Regions from separate parts of the Homo sapiens genome. Here region 1 is linked to region 2. Evidence: chromatin contacts called from ENCODE Hi-C or POLR2A ChIA-PET data. All regions are on one chromosome and are shown on one strand. Each heading gives the region's core, a stretch centred on a gene start or an enhancer-like site at or near the end of the contact. The rest is flanking DNA. Distances are from core to core; before and after follow the strand shown. Region 1 has its middle 42 kb from the start of LINC02527. Region 2 overlaps FYN (FYN proto-oncogene, Src family tyrosine kinase).

Region 1 (2,700 bases), core at 98-2,597, 110 kb after region 2:
TTAAAATCAGGAGATAATCTGGGTGAGCCTGATCTATCATTTGGGTCCTTGAAAACATCAGAAGTCAGAGAGATTTGGAGCATGGGCAGAATTCGGCACACCATTGCTGACCAGAAGATGGAGGTGCCATGTGAGAGGAAACTGCAGTTGCCTCTAGGAGCTGATGGAGGCCCCCAGCTGGTGAGCAAGCAAGAACCTCATTCCTATAATTGCAAGACAATGGATTCAGCCAGCAACCTGAATGAGCCTGAAATGAATTCTTCCCCAGAGCTTCCAGATAAGAGCCTGGCATGGCTGACACCTTGATTTTGGCCTTGGGAGACACCTGAGCTAAGAACTCCGTTGACCCATGCCAGATTTCTGACCTACAGAACTGTGAGCTAATACGCTTCTGCTGCTTTTAGCCACTGTATTTCTGGTAGTTTTTTATGACAGCAGTATAAAACGAAAACACAGGACAATGGCAATGCATTTGGAGAGGGCAGTGACCTTTTCTAGCTGAGGGCGTCAGGACCCCTTCCCCCACATTCCTTCCTCCCTTCCTCCCTCCCTCCCTCCCTCCCTTCCTTCCTTCTTTCCTTCCTTCCTTCCTTCCTTCCTTCCTTCTTTCCTTCCTTCCTTCTTTCCTTCCTTCCTTCTTTCCTTCCTTCCTTCCTCCCTTCTTTCCTTCCTTCCTTCCTCCTTTCTTTCCTTCCTTCGCATTCTTCATTTGGTTCTGTGAGCTGTGCAAGCATCTTACAATAAAATTCCCTCTTCCTGCTTAAGCCAGCAGATTTTTTTCTGTTGCTTATAACCAAAAGAGCCTTAACATAAGGAACTGTGGACTTGCATGACCTGTGACATCAAGTACCACAGTGTAATTCTGGTACTCGAAAATGTGGCTCTGTGAAGACTTTTGAGAGATTCAGTGAATTTTGGAAGGTCCTAGAACCTTAAATGGAGTAAAGATTATTGAAAAATATCTACTTTCTTGTTGACTACTTAAAATTACATTTGAAGGTACTATTTAGACATGACGGAGGAGAATATCAACTTTGGTCTCCAGATATGCCTACCCACGTAAATCCACACTACATTGTGCATAAATAGAAATACTTTGCAATAGTCCTGTCCATTTGGTTAGGGCACAGCCTCTGAAGCTCCCTGGAAGCCTGAAGATGAGTTTACATTGGGTTAAAGCCAGGTCAAGCCAGAGCATGGTTGGCTGCTTCAGGCATTTGTGGGCCAGAGGCCCCATGAGAGTGTTCCTACCCCCACCTAGCTCCAGCTGGCTGCCCATACAATGGAGCACAGACCCCAGCAGGGACCCTGCCAACCTGGCTACTTGCCAGGCAGAGCGAGGGAGCAAAATGACAGAGATGTCCAGGTGCAGACAGCTGGCTTGGCAGAGGAGGACCGACTGATTGACACAGAGGAAGAGGGAGGCAAGCCATGGGCACCGTCCAGATCCTGGGAATCCGCCTATGCCTAGACTCCCAGGCTGCAGCGAAGAGTCACCCTGCATCCTTCAGGGTCAGTCAGAGGAGACGATGGCATGGCCCGCCAGCTCCCTTTGCACTCTGCTGCCATAGGGTGGGACTGGGATTGAAGCAGATGTAGGGAAGGGAGAATGAGCAGAGGGAAGGTGCCTCCCTTTAACGCTTAAATGTAGCAAAGAAAGTCCCTCTGGGTTAGTGCTTGCTTGGAGATGAGAGCAAGCCTGAGGTCCATACGCCTTCTCTCCAGATGTTTCTGAGTATGCCACAGAGTATTATAATCTTTTTCTCTAAAATAATATTCTTGGTGTGGAAAGCGTAACTCAGTTAGTTAGAGACAATGAAATACAGTCTTTTCTGGGTGGGGTCAGTGGAAAAAGAAAGAGGACAAGGCCAAGGAGGGGGAGAAAGGACTGTGTGTAGCTGCACCTAAGCAGGAAAAAAAAGCCACCGGGTCTTGGCCATTCTCCTGAAGGAGCAATTCTAAAAAGTAGAATGTACTTAGGTTTTGGGAGGGCTCTCCCTGGGGCACAGAAACAGAAAACCCGAGCACTTGTAGGAGGTTGATGCGCTGCCCTGTTACCCACCCAGTGCAGGTAGGAAGTTGCCGGCCGGGCCCGGGAACCTGAGGACCGCCTGCCTGATGTCAAGCTGCCAGCCAAGCCTCCTGCAATAATTAGGTGGACTTGGATAGAACCCAGCAAATTGATCCTACTTGCCTGTCTTTCTACACTTGGGTTTTGATTTTTTTTTTCTTTTCCTCCAGCCAGTTTCTTTGGAGCTTATTGTGTCCGTTTATAGTATTTCTTCACAATGGGAAAGAAGTAATAAATTGGCTGGATTCCTAGCTGAAAGTCAATCTTGGTATTCCATTGATAGGAAAACCTCTTATCTCCCCTCCTCTTTTCCCAAGAGAGTCTATATATTAGGCATTTTGCCATTTTCAGATCTTTCCCCAGGCTTTAAAGCAACTAGATAACCATCTTTTAAGATAAAGGATACATTCTTTGATGGCTAGACCAGAGAATAAAATATTTGGGATTTTTATTTTTTTGCTTCTGTTCATCTACTTAGAGTCTTTCAACATTTACCTCCTCTAACATCAGTTCTTTTAAAAAATAGAGACCCTAATTCCAATCATTTTCTTCACAGTTCCAGAGGAGATTAATGTTTATGGACTATATAGACTAATTTTTTCTTCCACCCCTCTACCAGCTCCACATAC
Region 2 (2,700 bases), core at 99-2,598:
ACACGCATTTGCGCGGTACACCCCAAAGCCAATGTCCCCCTATTCACACTGGAGACACATCCTCATGTCACCCCAGCAACCAGCACTGTGAGGCCTTTGGATACCCCATGTAAACACTGCTGGCCTCTGACCCCGGAAATCTTATTCTTCCCACAAAAGAAAAAACTTGTATGAATTAATTTTCCCACCTCTTAACCAGCTGCATAGAAATCATGCGGACATGGCTTTAAAGCTGGATTCCTGATGCGGCCTCAAATTTCTAACCCTCGATTACTTAGAATTAGATTTTCCCCCCACAAGACAATTATCCCCACACTAAGAATCTAGGAGGTTTTTTATCATTTCTCTTGGGACTTATTAAAACCAAAGAAACACTGAAAAATGGAGCAACTTCCATGTACATTCTACATTAACAGACCAACACATTTCAAAGAACTCACTCACTCAGAGGAAAAGTAAACAATTCTAAGGCAGGAGGTAATTTTTCTTTTTACTTTTCTTTTTGAATGACAATTTTTGTTTCGGAAGGCCTCTGTGTCTATCAAATAGGCAGTAGTGTTTGTGGCCATATTTGTGGCCTGAACGCAGCTGTCTAAACCCTGCAAACAGTTGGAATGACACTGCAGGAATTCTCGGTCTCACTGAAACTGCAGAAATGGCAGGGGCCTCTCTCATGGCAGGCACTGAAATACCTTTAATCACACCAGACAAAGGCCATCCAGGATGCACGGAAACCAAACCTCTCTCCTCAGCCCTTTGAGAGTAGTTGAAGTGGATATTATTTTAATCAAATCCTTTTAAATCACTAAATAGGATGACTCCATTTAATTAGCTTTTTACACAAAAAGCACATTTTTGTTCTGATACAACTTGATTACATATTTTTCAATTTTTAAATGGGTATGGGTTTCACTTTTTAAAAATACACTTTATACACTTAAAGCAATGATATCTGGAACTGTAACCCTCAAGAATTCTAAAAGATTCTGTGGAAAAGAAAATATTTGCTTTAATGTTTCCCTTGTGCACTACTGCGTCCCCCTCTTTTATCTTTGAACTCTCTTTGCTTGCCCAGATTAGTTCAATTTTAAGAATGATCTGTTCATTTGTCTGCTTGAAACTTTGTACTTTTGGGGAGCAAGTCAAGGAATGATGGTCTTATCGCCACATAATGCTATTAACAAGCATGGTTTCCACTCATTCATGCCTGCTCAATTTTTTAAGAGGGCCTACTATGAGTTAGGCACTAGGCTTGGCACAGATAAGGATTCTGAGCTGATAAAGCCTGCAGTTCCACAGTGAACACTGCTGTCAGACAGTCACTGCACAGATAACTATGCAACCACAATGACAGCTTTGAAGCGGCCGTGGCGATAGGGCAACCCCATCCAGCCTGGGCCTTTAGGGGAGTGTCAAGGAAGAGCTCTCTAAAAAGTAACAAATGCCGCTTTCTTAGAACTTACGAAACTTAAAAAAAAATAAGGCACACAAACATATTGTCTCAAATATTATATAAACTCCAAAGTAAGGTGGGGTATGGGAAGGGGAAAGCTCTGAGCCCAGACAGATCTGAGTAGAATCCTTACTATAACTACAGCACCTTGAGCCTCTCATAGCTCCCTCACAGGACTGCTGTCACAGTGAAGTGTAACATAGATGATATAAAGCACTCTGCATAGCAGAAGTTCAATAAACCATAGATATTAATTAATACAGAATTTATGCTAACTTGTCTTTGAGCTTTAGCATGTCAAAATAAAGCTAATTTTCCACTTCTGTCTTTACAAAAACGTTCAACTAAAAGAGGAAACTTAAAAATCCACATGAAGAACAAACACTGTAACTTTGGCAATTTTTCTCCACTGGAGTTGGCCAACAGGTATCATTTACTTATACAACAGATGCACATCCTATATTAGATTCTTCTGGATAGGTAAACACAGACAAAAAGAAAAGTTGATAGATCCGTGTTCAACAGTGTTCTACCAGCAACAGAAAAAGGTTCTGAAAGTGGAACTTCTAGAATAGAGCTTTTAAAACAGCAAACTCCCCTAAGGCAATGATTGTTTTTCAGGTCATCAACTACTTGACTGAGGAGAGGGTGCAGGCAGAGCCTTTCAGAGGTGCCTCAGACTCACTCCATCCAAGCAGCATTTCTACCCGTTTAGCTTCTCTTAATCTGGATTCCCTGTGCACTTACAGACATCCACACCACGGGTCAGTCACCCGTGTTCACTCTTTTGTTAGACACTCATTGCTCCTTCAGTCCCAATCCATAACTGGTCTTACCTGGCATTCTTTAGACTGGTGGCCAACAGCCCTTTTTCCATTTTAATTCAAGACCCAAGTCAGAAAACAAAAACAAAAACAAAATGTATTTGGTTTGTGTTTTTCAATTTAAAAGCGAGTAATTTTACTTGGTCCTGTGAAAGGGACCACTTTACTGATAAGAAAAATGAAACTTGGGGAGGAGAAATGATTTTTCTAAGGTCTAACAGGAAGTTAACAGCAGAAGTGAAGCAAAATTGAACACATTCCATTCAGTGCCCCCCACACCCCACTAACTGAGCCCTGCTGTTTGCCCGGCATGGGGCCAGGACTGGGAACCCAGATGAATGGACTTCCCCCTCCTGTGGCTGCAGGATTCACTGCCTGAGTTGGACAGGGGAGGGCAAGTCCTGCAGTCTGGGGCAAATGCCA

The links. A loop is a pair of places that touch in the nucleus more often than their neighbours do. ChIA-PET counts read pairs that join two places held with the same protein, here RNA polymerase II (POLR2A). Pooled maps may share reads with other maps.
Region 1: POLR2A ChIA-PET joins it to region 2 with 11 read pairs in Panc1. The contact joins two enhancer-like sites. A Hi-C loop is called at or near these places in 1 of 50 pooled maps. POLR2A ChIA-PET finds 5 or more read pairs at or near these places in 2 of 52 experiments (H1 and Panc1).

The regions. Positions count from the first base shown.
Region 1 is chr6:111,949,556-111,952,255 of GRCh38, forward strand. No RefSeq gene overlaps it. Among named protein-coding and RNA genes, the nearest start is that of LINC02527, 42 kb to the left of the region's middle. Within about 2 kb of position 1,348, at least 2 of the 41 ENCODE cell types and tissues checked have a DNase peak (open chromatin) inside an H3K27ac peak, as active enhancers do.
Region 2 is chr6:111,842,488-111,845,187 of GRCh38, forward strand. All of the region lies in intron 2 of FYN (FYN proto-oncogene, Src family tyrosine kinase), which reads right to left. Among named protein-coding and RNA genes, the nearest start is that of FYN, 30 kb to the right of the region's middle. RefSeq lists an enhancer at 414-523. Within about 2 kb of position 1,349, at least 10 of the 41 ENCODE cell types and tissues checked have a DNase peak (open chromatin) inside an H3K27ac peak, as active enhancers do.